Regions from separate parts of the Homo sapiens genome. Here region 2 is linked to region 1. Evidence: chromatin contacts called from ENCODE Hi-C data. All regions are on one chromosome and are shown on one strand. The core of a region is the stretch at or near the end of the contact, and the rest is flanking DNA. Distances in the headings are between cores, read along the strand shown. Region 1 holds the start of PRKCA (protein kinase C alpha). Region 2 holds the start of C17orf58 (chromosome 17 open reading frame 58).

What was found. A loop is a pair of places that touch in the nucleus more often than their neighbours do. Pooled maps may share reads with other maps.
Region 2: a map of gastrocnemius medialis shows a loop between it and region 1 (12-fold over the local background). The contact joins the promoter of C17orf58 here to the promoter of PRKCA in region 1. A Hi-C loop is called at or near these places in 2 of 168 maps with a recorded cell type or tissue (CD14-positive monocyte and gastrocnemius medialis) and 11 of 50 pooled maps.

What each region holds. Positions count from the first base shown.
Region 1 is chr17:66,298,164-66,305,703 of GRCh38, forward strand. PRKCA (protein kinase C alpha) reads left to right here and starts at 4,450. Exons shown (of 17, transcript NM_002737.3): 1 at 4,450-4,861. The coding sequence starts at 4,689. RefSeq lists an enhancer at 5,244-5,745.
Region 2 is chr17:67,994,347-68,001,346 of GRCh38, forward strand. It overlaps C17orf58 (chromosome 17 open reading frame 58), which reads right to left and starts at 2,123. Exons shown (of 4, transcript NM_001382359.1): 1 at 1,777-2,123. The coding sequence starts at 1,852. RefSeq lists a silencer at 1,353-1,442.

The DNA.
Region 1 (7,540 bases), core at 3,200-5,699:
TCATACATCTGGAAGATATTTCTATATCAGTACATATAATTAAAAAAAAAAAAAATCTCATTTTTTAAACAGCTGCAAATAATTCTAGCAAATGAATGCATAATTGATCTAACTAATCTCCTGTGGATAGACATTTAATAATTGTTTGCTACTGGAGTCAGTGCTGCCTTTATACATATGCCTTCATGTACACGTGCGTTTATATATGCAAGATACATTTATAGAAGTGGAAGTGCTAGGATTACATTTATAAAATGTATCAACCTTTTAAAAGTACATGCATCAAAATGTTTGATACATTTTTAAATGACAATTATTGCCAAATTGCTCTGTATCATGTCTGTGTGCGACAATTTACAATCCCGCTAATGATGTATGAAACCATTTGATTCTGTACACCCTTAATGAAACAGTGTGTTCCTTACACTTTTTATGTGTGCCCAACTCTTAGGTCACAGTGGGGTTTCAATATGATCTTAATTTACATTTATCTTTTTATGAGACATGTTGAGAATTTTATCATAGGAACTATTTGTATTTCCTTTTCTGAGAACTATCTGTTCACGACATTTGCCATTATTTTTTCTTGGGCTTGTTATTCTTTTTGTTCTTGATTAATATCTGGTGGGATATTTATTCCTACTTTTTTTTTCATTTGGACTGTTGAATTAGCTTGTTTACTTCTAAAAAAATTCTACTTTCATTGGGCTAAGTTACATTTATGGTTTAATTAAGAAAAACTGACATTTCAATGTCTCTTCCTGTATGAGAACAGGGCATATCTTTCCATTTATTCAAGACATAAAGTGGGTTTAAACAGGTACATTTTTAAAAGATGGCTACTTGTGGAGTCCAAATTGAGAAGGGCAAGAACGAAAGCAGGAAGACCAATTAAGTGGTCCTGCAGTGGCCCAGGAAAGAGATGATAGTGCTTAGGCTAGGGTTGGGGGTGGATAGATTTGAGATCTGTCCTGGAGGAAGCACCAATTAAACTTTCTCATGGATTGGATATGGGAGTAAGACCAAGGGAAGAATAAGGATGATGCCTAGGTTTTCAACTTGAGCCATTGAGGGACTAGTGATGCTGTGAGATACAGGAGACAGAAAGAGATCCTAGAAGAAGGCTTGCTTAGAAGCAAAGTCCCCAAGCCTCAAACTCCAGGGAGGCTGCCCACAGAAGCTCTTTCAGTGGAGACACAACCAACTGGAATCAATCAACTGTAATCACAACCAACCAGGGCCTTCATTAACCCATGTGGTACCTTGGTGTGAATTTAAAAATGGTGGCTTTTCTGGGAAGACAGAGGCCCAAAGGTACACTTGGCAAGGAGTATGCGAGTTGAGTTTTAGCCCCTACTTAGTCTCTTGACTGGGAGCTCCTGTGCTATGAGCAACCTGCAGGACCAGACCTGGAAGCCTTGGAACTAACCTCTGACTGGGGCATCTGACTCATCCACTCCTATACAGTACTACCCTGCTCCTTAAACTTACCCCAAAATGGCCCCTGACTCTAGTGTTCTGCTACTCAGGTAGATCCTCACCTCTACCTGTTTAGAGATCTGCCAGTTACAGTGAATCTGACTGCTGCCTGCTTACGCATTTCGGCAGTTGCCTTGCCTCTCCTAAACCTTGAATATGGTGCATAGAATAAAATATAAGCCTTAAGTCATCTTGGTTACCATAAATCTCAGAATGATGCTTTTTCGATACTTATGCAATTCCTATTGCCCAATTTGAAAATGTCCTGGTTCATTTGAAAACAGTCCAGTTAGCTGCATAGAGCAGCAAGCTGTAAATTGTATCTGAAAGACCGCTGGCTTCAAACCATTGGGATTCTGAGTCATCTGTTTGGTGGTCTGACTTTGATCCCAGCCTCCAGCCTCTGGGTCCCCCTGGTCTAGGTGACACCTCTCCAAACAGTGTTGAGCTTACTCCTCAAAGGCAGAGGACAGAAGCGGATTCTGAAAAACTCTGCGTTCAGTCTGACATTCCCTGTTCTTTTCCCGCACCTTCCCCATGAAATAGCAGACTCGAAAATAAAATTTACTCATGCCCTCATGACTGACTGACTACCCCCAACCCAGGGGGTTCTCCCGTCCTTAATCTCCTCCATTTTAGTTATACCATGGGGACTTCAGGTAGGCTGCAGGAGTAGATGCTGGCCCACATTTCCATCAGTCCTTGCTAGGGACAGTGTTACACTGCTTGGTAATTGATAAATCCCCACTCTGGGTGCACAGTCCCCTCTCCCCAACTGAGCTAAGATGTGGGCTATTGATGCTTTCATGCCCAGCCCAACCATGAATCAGTTGACTTCCAGTCAATCATTCCTCCTCGTACCCACCAGGAACAACACTAACAACTGAGGCAAGAATGCAAAGCCACAACCTAAAAGAAAACAGACACATTGTTCCATCTGATCTACTGACAGCTAAGACAGTCACTCCATGGAGTACACAGGAGATTCGCAGGCTGCTGCCAGGGCTCATTCTGTTCTTGTCTTTCCTATGACTTTACTCAGGATTCCATTATCAGCAACTTCACCCTCCAGCTCTCTCCATCCTCCTATGAAAGCCTCAGGGACATAGAAATAAGCTTGTCTTTGTAAAATGTGCCAGGATCTCCGTCTTAGATAAAAGACGACTATGAGAAAAGAAATTATTTCATTCCACTATGTTCCATTTGATTTCTGCTTTCAAGCAATAAACCACCATGGCTTGAGATGCTTCTAGTGTTTCATGGAGAATTGGGACTATTTCCCCAACATGCCCTGCTCTTCATTCCTCTTTGCTTCTTCCCTTTTTGACTCCTTGGACCCGAGGGGCGACCATGAGTGGCGAAATTTCTGACCAGCTAGAATACCAGGCAGGTGCAGGCTCTTGAAGCACCAAGACTGGCTCAAGAGATTGTAAATGGATCAGTCAAGTGCATGCACCACTGACGGCCAGTCAGGAGAGCTTCCATTTGTTAAAAATATAAAGGACATTCCTATCATCAAGCATCACAATTAGGCAATCTCAAAGAAAACAATATTAGCTCTACTTGGCCTATGTTACATGCTCTAAGAAAGTATTTTAGAAAAGTTTTTTTTTTCAACATAAATTTATTGAAGGATCAAACGTGTTCTCTTTCTTGGTCTCTTTAGCTCGTAAAGTCGTTTTGGGGATTTCGTGAATCTGGCAAATAAAACAAAACACCAATGAAACGCTGAGAAATGATTATTTCCCTTATGTATTTTAGCGGCCTCCAGGCAGACCTGATAAATATTCAGCGAGTGATTAGCTGGTGCATCCCCACCTGCGTCCTTTGCATAGCCATGCCCGCTACTCTTTCACAGGCAGTTTTACTTGGTAAGTTACAAACGTACTGGCTGCACTCTGCACCTGACAGTATTGCAGTAATTAGCTTGGGATGCAAAATGATTTCTAAATTAAGGTCCTGGACTTGTAAAATCAAGAAAGCCTGATAATCAACATCGTCGCTCTGGTGGCCATTGAATAACGGGATAAATACCTAAGACAAGTCCTTTAACCATCCCACGTGGTGATAAATGCCCGACGTACAAATTAAAAGTCTCTACCACACGCAGGTGAAATAAGGTATAGGTCAAGAAGAGAAGGTAGGGGAAAGGGTCAATGCTTAATTATTTAAAAATCGCTCTCTTCCTCCTGTAGGAAGGTCTAGGGGCTAGGTCTTTTAGTGCACACGTGATGAAAGTGACATTTTGGCCAGGTGAAACCTCAAGCTGGTACAGGCAGCTAAAACACGGGCGTCGTGCCCTGGAGACACCGGGGGTCCTGAGGATGGGGAAGGGGCTCCCTGCTGCGGGTGCTGAGGGGTTAGGAGGTGAGCACCGGGCGGGAGGCTCCGGGGCAGGGGCTGCGCGTGGAGCCCACTCCCGGACGCGGGCTCCTCTCGGCCCGGCACGGGTGGCGCAGGACTCCGAGCCCGTCGACAAGAGAGAGAGCGGGAGTGGGAGAAGGAAGACCGGGAGAGGAGGAGGCCGGGCGGCAAGAGCGGAAGAAGAGGAGGAGAACTGAGGCGGAGGAGGGCGAGAGGGAGGAGAGCCGGGCGCAGGAAGGGGAGGAAAGAAAAAGGCGGCGGAGGAGCGCGGACCCGCCACTCCCGGCCTCCTCCCCCGCATCCCCACTCGGGCCGGCCCTCCCCCGGCCGCCGCCGCCGCCGCCGCCGCCGCCGCCGCCGCCGCCGCCGCCTCCCCTTGCCCAGTGTTCCCAGCACCGCAAGGCACTCGCTGCCTCCTCCGCACTCGGTCCGGTCCGCTCAGCGCCGCCGCCGCCGCACCCTCGCCGCACCCCCGCGCGCGCCCGGCCCGCGCGCCCCCGCCGCTCGTCCTCGCGGCCTCGCGCTCGGGGCATGCGCGGTGGGCGGTGCCGCTCCGGGCCGCCTCTGCCGCCGCGAGTAGGAAGCGCGAGCGCCGGGCACCGGGCTGTCAGTGAGCCTGGGGCCAGCGGGCGAGCCAGCGGCTCCGGCTCCCGCTCCCGCTCCGCGCAGCACCAGCCCGACTCTCCCCGGCCCCCGCCGCGCCCCCTCGCCGCGACCTCGGCCACCGGCCCGCGCCCCGCGCCCGGGGTCGCCCCGAGCCCGCACCTCTCCCCCGCCGCCCCCGCCCACCCGGCCCTCCGCGGCCGCAGCTCCCCGGCGGAGGCAAGAGGTGGTTGGGGGGGACCATGGCTGACGTTTTCCCGGGCAACGACTCCACGGCGTCTCAGGACGTGGCCAACCGCTTCGCCCGCAAAGGGGCGCTGAGGCAGAAGAACGTGCACGAGGTGAAGGACCACAAATTCATCGCGCGCTTCTTCAAGCAGCCCACCTTCTGCAGCCACTGCACCGACTTCATCTGGTAGGTGCCGGGCCGGGCACTCCTGCCCCGCTCCTCCCCGCCTCCGGGTCCCGGCACCCGGCGCTCCGGCGCGTCCGCCCCGGGGCTGGCTCACTCCGATAACTTGGAACCGGCGGGAGTCCGAACTCTTCGCCCGGAGTGACACGCGCGCCCGGCCCTGACACCGGCGGGCAGGACTCCCGGGACGTCGCCGTCCCGCCACACACACCCCCTGGCGCGAGAGGGAGGCTGGCCCCGTACGGTGGCGAAGGGGATCCCTCTCCGGGCCGGGCCCCTCACCTCCCCGGGCGCGCCCACCCGCACGCACCCAGCGGAGCGGCCGCTTGCCGGGGTGTGAGCCCAGGGGACAGGGGAGGAGGAGAGGCCCTAAGGGGGCAAAGGTTCCCGGAGAAACGCGCCCCGGAGTAACGGGGGAGCGGCGGCGATTGCACTGCGCGCGGTCCAAGTTGCTGGCGAGCCAGGCTGGGCGCGTTCGGGGTGGGGGGGTTGTGTTTGTGCTTCCCATCGGGCTGGACTGCGCTGGCATCTTGGGCCCCTGCCTACTGTAGGCTGCATCTACTGGGCACGGAGAGACTGACTTTTCTGAGTGAGCAGAGAGAGAGAGAGCAAACTGTTGAAAGCTTGCAGTGGGGGAGGGGGAGTTCTAGCAGGCAAATGGCACAAGGGCAGAGGGACTCATTTAAAATAGACCCTGTCGGCCAGGCGCGGTGGCTCACGCCTGTAATCCCAGCACTTTGGGAGGCCGAGGCAGGCGGATCACCTAAGGTCAGTAGTTCGAGACCAGCCTGGCAAACATGGTGAAACCCCGTCTACTAAAAATACAAAATTAGCCGGGCGTGGTGGCACACGCCTGTAATCCCAGCTACTCGGGAGGCTGAGACGGGAGACTCGCTTGAACCCGGGAGGCGGAGGCTGCAGTGAGCCGAGATCGGGCCACTGCACTCCAGCCTGGGTGAGACAGAGCGAGATTCCGTCTCAAAAAAAATGAAACAGACCCTGTCAACTCGAGATTAGACCTGTAACCCTGTTGATGAGGGCAGAGGCCTTATTTAAGAAAAATAATATAAGGGCCAGAGGTCAGAGATCAGGTAATCGCCAATGAATTCAGGCATTCTTAACTCGGAGGGTCCCTGGGGGCTTATGGAGAATCGATACATAGAAGGGCTTCAGGGGTCTCTGAACCCTGTAAAACTGAGGGAAATTGTGTTTGTGAATCTTTTTCCTGGTGAGAGAATTACAGCTTTCATCTGATCCTCAAAAGGTGTGTGACCCTTCTTCCCAGATCCCCGTCACCACACAAAAGTTTTGAAAGCTGGAACTAAAGGAGCTCTAGGTCCTCTAGTTAGAGCAGCAGTAGTTTGGTTTTTCTTTTAAGTTGCCCGACGTCCTGACTCTTCTACCTCTTCTTTGTGGTGTAGGAAGTTCCGGGCAAGACAGAGCTATGGCTAGGGCTTCTTAGCTCCCTCTCCTTCTAGGCCAGGGGGAGCTGCACAGGGTGGCAGTCACGGAGTGAATCCTGCCACCAGCCAGCTGTGTGGCACAGGTATCTTGGGCCACTAGGGTGAGCATAGTATGGATGGCTCTGTCGGAATCCATCACACCTGGGGAAAAACATCCCAAAGGGCAGGTCCCATGATCGTGGTGCGAATAAGGTGTTTAATTTTTCCTTTCCTTTTTAGACATCTGCTCCCAAGTACACTTTTATGAAAAGCACAGCCACCTCTATGAGTGATTTCCACTGTCTAGTCGGCATATGAAGCGACTGTGCTCAAAGGAGTAGGTAGTCGTAGATAAGGCTATTTAAAATAAAAATTTCGGAGCATCAGGGCAAAGAGAATATTGCATTTGGTTAAGAGGAGGTCAGCTGTGAGAGTCCATTAAAAGGGAACAGACTGCTGGTGACTTTTGCAGGAAGTAGGAGAGTTAGAAAGGGACTTGCAGCATACTGAGGCTAGCTATTGTCTTTCCACTATCAGTTGCCCTTGAAGGATCAGCCCCTGGTGAGCTGAAGAGGCGCTCAGGTCACCACCAGTATTGTGAAGTGGAAAATGCCCCCCTGAGGATCCCTGCAGCACTCTGCATTTAATTGTAAACCAACCAATTGGAAGTCCCAGGAAACCATCCACGGGGATTGTCTTTTTCAGTTTGCTTTCATTATTGCTTCTACGGGGTCCTTGATTTACACGTTTATTTCAATATTAAATCACTGATATTTTTAAGCGAAATGTTTAGAGTTAGATATGGTTTTTAGTAGGGGGGATGACTCTAAGTTAATTTTAAAAGTATGTGAAATACTTTGTACATGAAACATTCTATGTGAAGCAAGAGATTATGACTCTCAACCTTCCGAAGAAATTTTAATGCAGTTCATTCTGGTAGAACAATACCTGCAATTGAACGTCCACGTCAGGGTTCTCTGCTTACAGAGTAAATTCTCTAAAGTCATGTACAAGAACAAAATAGCCTCCCTATGTGCTTTGAATGCTATTGGTTCTCAGTAGAAATTAGATCGTGGTCATCTCAAATGCAAACAATAGGAATTATATTTTCTAAGATCTGGTTTCTTAAGCCAACATTAAATGTTAAAAGTGATGCCGTTTGGCAGTTTCTAGACATGTGATATTTTAAACAAAAAGAAGCCACTTTGTTATCTTTAGGGAGATAAAAACAATTTTCATT
Region 2 (7,000 bases), core at 873-3,372, 1.7 Mb after region 1:
AGGGTCTTGACCTCTAAGATTATAGCTTTTAAAATTACAACCCCCTATTTACTCTAAGACTAAACATGTCTTACAACACTGGTTAGATAACAAACTTTTTTGCCCTTCCTTTAATATATACGTATATGTGTGTATGTGTGCGTGTGCGTGTGTGTGTGTGTGTGTGTGTGTATATATATATATATATATAAAACATATATAAACATCCGCCTCTTTGCTATTTACAGTTTGTTGAGAAAGTACCAAGAGCAAACCCCAGGGGGAAAGGTCTCATATTACAGGTTCTCCTAATTCTTTAAGCGCCCCTGACAACAGAACTATTTGGTTTTCCCATCCATGTTTACACTGTCATCCCGGTCTCTGCAGAATCGAGCATTTGTAAGTGGATTTTTATCTGGCTTCTTGGACACCACTTACTGGTAAACCACAGCTAAGGAAGGTTTTAAAAGCTTGGCTGGGAGGCAGAGAGGCCCCTGGTTAAGTATAAAAGCACACGTCGCTTACATTTTTTTCCCCATTAGATGATGGAGGAAAGACTCCTAAATGGTATGGCATGAAAACAAATTTTTAAAATTATTAATGATTTTCCCTAGTTCTGCAGACAGGTTGGTGAGTAAACCTCAGCCAGCTTGGGAGCTGGGCACCTTTCCATACCAGTTACACAATTTCACCTCCTTGCTTGCCTGGGTCCCAGTGCCCTCCAAACAGGCAAGAACTAGCCTTTATTTTTCTCTCCCCTTGCATTAAAGAGATGGATCTGCCCATTTGCAGCTCTGGCAACACTTCATTTAAAGTTGATCAGTCTTGCCAAATCGATAATCTGCTTTAAAATCAGCTTTCACCCAGCAATAATAGCTGGTTAGAGTTCATGTTTTTGCAAAGAGGTTGATTCTGACTCATTATGTTGTTAAACGGTTGTGCCATGCACAGCTGAATAAAGTTCTGGTGGATATCCAATTCCTGACTGTCAACTGTTGACCTCACAACTGCTTCCCCATTGATATAACCATCTGTTGTCATGGGAAAGATTGTCTGATATTTGGGTTAAATGCCACTGAAGTCATTCAATTTCCATGTGGAAAAATAACCCAGAGTAAATTGCCCTGTGAGGTACGGAAACTGTTTTTCCCAGAGATAGCGAAGCCGACAGAACATCCAAATAAAAGCAAAACAAAAACACGATCCCCCAGAGAACCCCTCATTTCTTCACGGGCTGAGTAACTTAATTTCATTTCGTGCATGAAGTATAAGAGTGTGTGCGTGTTAGTTAAACCCCGGCTCAGGTGTCCCAAGGTTGTGCGCTGGGGCTGCGGGGAGAGCAAAGTGCCCGGGGCTGCCGGATTTCGGCCCCGCTTCCCCCCAGCCCTCCACAGCGCCCCCCGCAGCCCCTGCTCACCCAGTCGAGGGGGGCGGACCCCGCGGCGTCCTGCGAGCCCGGCCCGGGCACGGCTCCCGAAAGGCGCGCCACGACCCCTTTTGACACTTTCCCTCCTCCGTGATGGAGCAACTACTTAACATGCAAAGTTTTCCCCAGCCTGCCCGGCTTGCTCGGGATCATTTCAGTAGCTAAATTGGCTTCTTTCCGAAAAGGCTGCCAAGAGACACGAAACCTTGGGGACACACTTTGCTCCTTTATAAGACGAACGCAGACCCGGGGTGTCCTCTCTTGCGAGCTCTGACCCCCCTCCTCGTCCCACGTTTCACTGAGCCTCCTTCCCAGCTCCCCCCCACAGATCCCCGCTCCGCTCCCAGGGCCCCGCACTACACCAATCTTACTTTTTCTCTCCGCCACCGGTGCTTCGGGGGATGATCCGACGATCAAACAGAGGAGCCAGAAAGCTCTAGCTGTCATTTTTGCAGACAGGGTTCCCAGGCTCTAAAAGTGAGCCTGGTCTTTTGCTTGCTTTCTCTCCCCCAACCCCTTCTCCACACCCCCACCCCCGTTCATGCTAATGAGGGGCAGCCTTTGGGGAAACGGGAATCACTCGCTGAGCAGACCATTGGAACAAAACCGAGCCGCAGGGATTTCTCCCTCTTCCTTCCTAAGGAGGACGAGCACATGGCCTTGCAAAGTTGTCCCCGGGAATGTCTGTCCTGTGATCTGCGGGCGAGGAGAGCATCACAGCCTAAACTTTAAACCTGTGTGCGTTTGCGCGCTGGGGTGGGGGCAGCAAAGGGTGGGGTGACAAGTGCAGAGAATAAGCGTGTTTCGGGACTGAGGGACTGGGTGGGGGAGAACGAGTGACGGGAGCTTTTTTCTAGATTAGGTCAACAACAAATAGGAAAATAGTGCTTAAGACAGCGTGGGTTTGTGGAAGGGAGATTCCAGATGACAGAGAATGTATCCTGGAATGTGTGTGTTAGGCAATTTCTAGAGAAACCAAGTCACTGCTTCCTTAGTAAAACTGTTTCATTATATATCACAGCTCATTGTAACCTCTGCCTCCCGGACTAAAGCGATTCTCGTGCCTCAGCCTCTCAAGTAGCTGGGATTACAGGCATATGCCACCATGCGAGGCTAATTTTTGTATTTTTAGCAGAGACGGGATTTCACCGTGTTGGCCAGGCTGGTCTCAAACTCCTGACCTCAAGTGATCCACCCACCTTGGCCTCCCAAAGTGCTGGGATTACAGCATGAGCCACCACGCCGGGCCCAGAGGTCTAATTATTAATCAGAATGTTGCCTGTTGAGGCCAGGCAGGGTGGTTCATGCCTGTAATCCCAGTACTTTGGGAGCCCGAGACAGGAGGATCTCTTGAGCTCAGGAGTTCAAGACCAGCCTGAGCAACATGGAGAGAACCTGTCTCTACAAAAAATACAAAAATTAGCCAGGCATGGTGGCTCGCATCTGTGGTCCCAGCCACTTGGGAGGCTGAGGTGGGAGGATCACTTGAGCCTAGGAGGTGGAGGTTGCAGTGAGCCGAGATTGTGCCACTGCACTCCAGCCTGGGTGACAGAGAGAGGCCCTGTCTCAAAAAAAAAAAAAAAAAAAAAAGAAGAAGAAGAAGAAGAAGAAAGAAAAGAAAGAGGAGGAGCCAGGCACAGTGGCTCACGCCTGTAATCCCAGCATTTTGGGAGGCCAAGGCAGGCGGATCACGAGGTCAGGAGTTCAAGACCAGCCTGGCCAAATTAGTGCAACCCTGTCTCTACTAAAATTACAAAAAAGTTAGCAGGGTGTGGTGGCACACACCTGTAGTCCCAGCTACTCAGGAGGCTGAGGCAGGAGAATCGCTTGAACCTGGGAGGCAAAGGTTGCAGTGAGCTGAGACTATGCCATTGCACTCCAGCCTGGGTGATAGAGTGAGACTTTTGTCTCAAAAAGAAAAAAAAAAAGAGGAGGAGGAGGAGAACGAAGAAGAAGAAGAAGGAGAGCAGGGCCAGGTGTGGTGGCTCACGCCTGTAATCCCAGCACTTTGGGAGGACAAGGTGGGTCGATCACGAGGCCAGGAGATCCAGACCATCCTGGCTGACACAGTGAAACCCCGTCTCTACTGAAAATACAAAAAATTAGCCGGGCGTGGTGGCGGGCGCCTGTAGTCCCAGCTACTCAGGAGGCTGAGGCAGGAGACTGGCGTGAACCTGGGAGGCGGAGCTTGCAGTGTGGCGCCACTGCCCTGCCCTCCAGCCTGGGTGACAGAGTGAGACTCTGTCTCAAAAAAAAAAAAAAAAAAAAAAAAGAAGGAGAGGAGGAAGAGGAGGAGGAGGAGGAAAGAAGTTTGCCTGTTGAGCATTAAATCAAAGAAAATAAATTTGCTGGCTGGGTGCGGTGGCTCAACCTGTAATCCCAACACTCTGGGAGGCCAAGGTGGGCAGATCACGAGGTCAGGAGTTCGAGACCAGCCTGGCCAACATAGTAAAACCCCATATCTACTAAAAATACAAAAATTAGCGAGTCATGGTGGCGGGCACCTGTAATCCCAGCTACTTGGGAGGCTGAGGGAGGAGAATCGCTTGAACCCAGGAGGCAGAAGTTGCAGTGAGCCAAGACTGCGCCACTACACTCCAGCCTGGGCAACAGCACAGGACTCTGTCTCAAAAAAAAAAAAAAAAAAAGAAAAAGAAAAAGAAAAAAAAGAAAAGAAATTTGCCTGTTGAGCATTAAATCAAATTGCAGCTAAGGAGATGAGCTAATCTTCCCTCATTCAGGTGTTAGAGGAGTGAATTATATTCTCCATCCAAAAGAGTAAACCTCTACAGCCCCTGCAAAGCTTGGGTATACCAGAGTCAGGGTCTCCAGACCCTAGACAAGACCAGATAAACACTAGTAAATTCATGCCCTTGGGGCCCTGTTTATAGATGTCCTCAGATCCCCTTCTTTCACGTGCTCTTTCTTTAAGTCAAGTGGAATAAAATTCACTAGGCTTAAGATTTCTCAGTTACAACCACATCTCTAACATACCTTCTTACCATTACATTCAAATCACCCAGAACCTATTGGGGGTGTTCCCGAAACTCTTCTGTTGCAGGAATGTTGTGAATGCCCTGAAACCCACACCCTGAAATGTAGAGGCAGGGAGCAGGCTGGATGGCTCCCAGGGGCTCCCAGAGGCTCCTGGGGTGGCACCAGCTGGAAGAACCTGCCAGAGTCCAGTCCTGGGTCTTGGGCAGTGTCTGGCTTGAGCCTTAGAAATCACACTAATGGGCCAGGCGCGGTGGCTCACGCCTGTAATCTCAGCCCTTTGGGAGGCTGAGGTGGGCGGATCACCTGAGGTCAGGAGTTTGAGACCAGCCTGACCAACATGGTGAAACCCTGTCTCTACTAAAAATACAAAAATAGCCAGGCATGGTGGCAGGTGCCTGTAATCCCAGCTACTTGGTAGGCTGAGGCAGGAGAATCGCTTGAACCCGGGAGGCGGAGGTTGCAGTGAGCCGAGATCGCACCATCGCACTCCAGCCTAGGGGACAAGAGCGAGACTTCGTCTCAAAAAAGAAGAAGAAGAAAAAAAAGAAACCACACTAATGGTGGAAGGTACAAAGAGTTCAAAGAGACTGATCTATGTAGCCAGAATGCCAGTTTATTAATTTACAATGAGAAATCAAATCAGAAATGCAAACTCATGTCAGCCTGGGTAGCATTCTCTTTCTATAAACAAGCCACAGAGGAAGCCAAGTTATCCTCAGGGTGCTTGGTAATATAAACCAGAGCCTGGGGAGTTTGTCACCTGATTGGAATGTTTAACAGTATTGGTTTCTGACAGCCTAAGTGTTTGTCTCTGCAATAGGTGTGTATACCTGTCAGGAGGAAGAACCCAAGAGACCAACTGGCATTCCCTTCCTTGATAATTTCTGGTATTTTGAGTGTGTGTTTCTGCTTAGCAGATATTTATTGAGCATCTACTCTGTGTTGTATAATAAAGAATTTGAAGTCCAGGCGCAGTGGCTCACACATGTAATCCTGGCACTTTGGAAGGTTGAGGCGGGCGGATCACTTGAGTTTAGGAATTCAAGACCAGCCTGGGCAACATGGTGAAACTGTCTCTACAAAATAAAAATAAAAATAAAATAGCCAGCTGAGGTGGTAATTCTAGAGAACTTGAATTCTCTAGAGTGACTCACAGAACTCAGGATAGCATTTTACTTACAATGAGTTGTATTATTATTTTGTTGGTTCGTTATTTTATGTTTCTTTTCTCTTATTTTAATAGAGATGGGGGTGGGGGCCAGGTGCAGTGGCTCACTCCTGTAATCCCAATACTTTGGGAGGCTGAGGAAGGCAGATCATTTGAGGTCAGGAGTCCAAGACCAGCCTGGCCAACATGGTGAAACCCCATCTCTTACTGAAAATACAAAAATTAGTTGGGTGTGGTGGTATGCACCTGTAATCCCAGCTATTCAAGAGGCTGAGGCAGGAGACTCACTTGAACCCGGGAGGCAGAGGTTGCAGTGGGCCGAGATCATGCCACTGCACTCCAGCCTGGGTGACAGAGCGAGACTCCGTCTCAGAAAAAAAAAAAAAAAAAAAATTATCTTCGTTTTAATGCACATTTCTTTAATGGCAGGTGAAATTTTACATTTTTTTCATAGATTTATTGGCCATTTGCATTTCTTCTTTTGTTAATTGCCTGTTCATATGGTTTGTCTATATATGTTCCAAATATTTCCTGTCAAAATTTTGTTTGTTAAAACCTTTTAGTGATTTTTGCCATAGAACTTTAAAATTATGTATCATAAAATCCATCAAAAATTTTTTTTTTTGAGGCGGATTTTCGCTCTTGTTGCCCAGGCTGGATGCAATGGCGCCATCTTGGCTGACTGCAACCTCTGCCTCCTGGGTTCAAGCAATTCTCCTGCCTCAGCCTCCCCAGTAGCTGGGATTACAGGCATGCTCCACCACGCCCGGCTAATTTTGTATTTTTAGTAGAGACGGGATTTCACCATGTTGGCCAGGCTGATCTTGAACTCCTGACCTTGTGATCCACCCTACTTAGCCTCCCAAAGTGCTGGGATTACAGGTGTGAGCCACTGCGCCTGGCCGAGAAAGACTTTCTTGAAATCAAAATTATATATATATATATATATATATATATATATATATATATATATATATATATATACACACACACACACACACATATATATACACACACGCGCATATATATATATATATATATATATATATATATAAAATCTCCGTATATTTTTATAATGCTTATAGTTAAATCTTGATTCCATCTGGAATTTATTTTGGTATTGTAGTCTGATGTAAGAATCTAATTTTAATTTTTTCTTGAGTAACAGAAAGTTGTCTAATCCAATTGACAGATAAATCCATCCCTTCCTAAATCTGAAATCTGAGCTATCATCTTTAACATAGACAGTATATTTTTTTATTTTTTTAATTTTTTTGAGATGGAGTCTGGCTCTGTAGCCCAGGCTGGAGTACAGTAGTGCGATCTTGGCTCACTGCAACCTTGGCTCACTGCAACCTCCACCTCCCAGGTTCAATCGACTCTCCTGTCTCAGCCTCCTGAGTAGCTGGGATCATAGGCACACACCACCA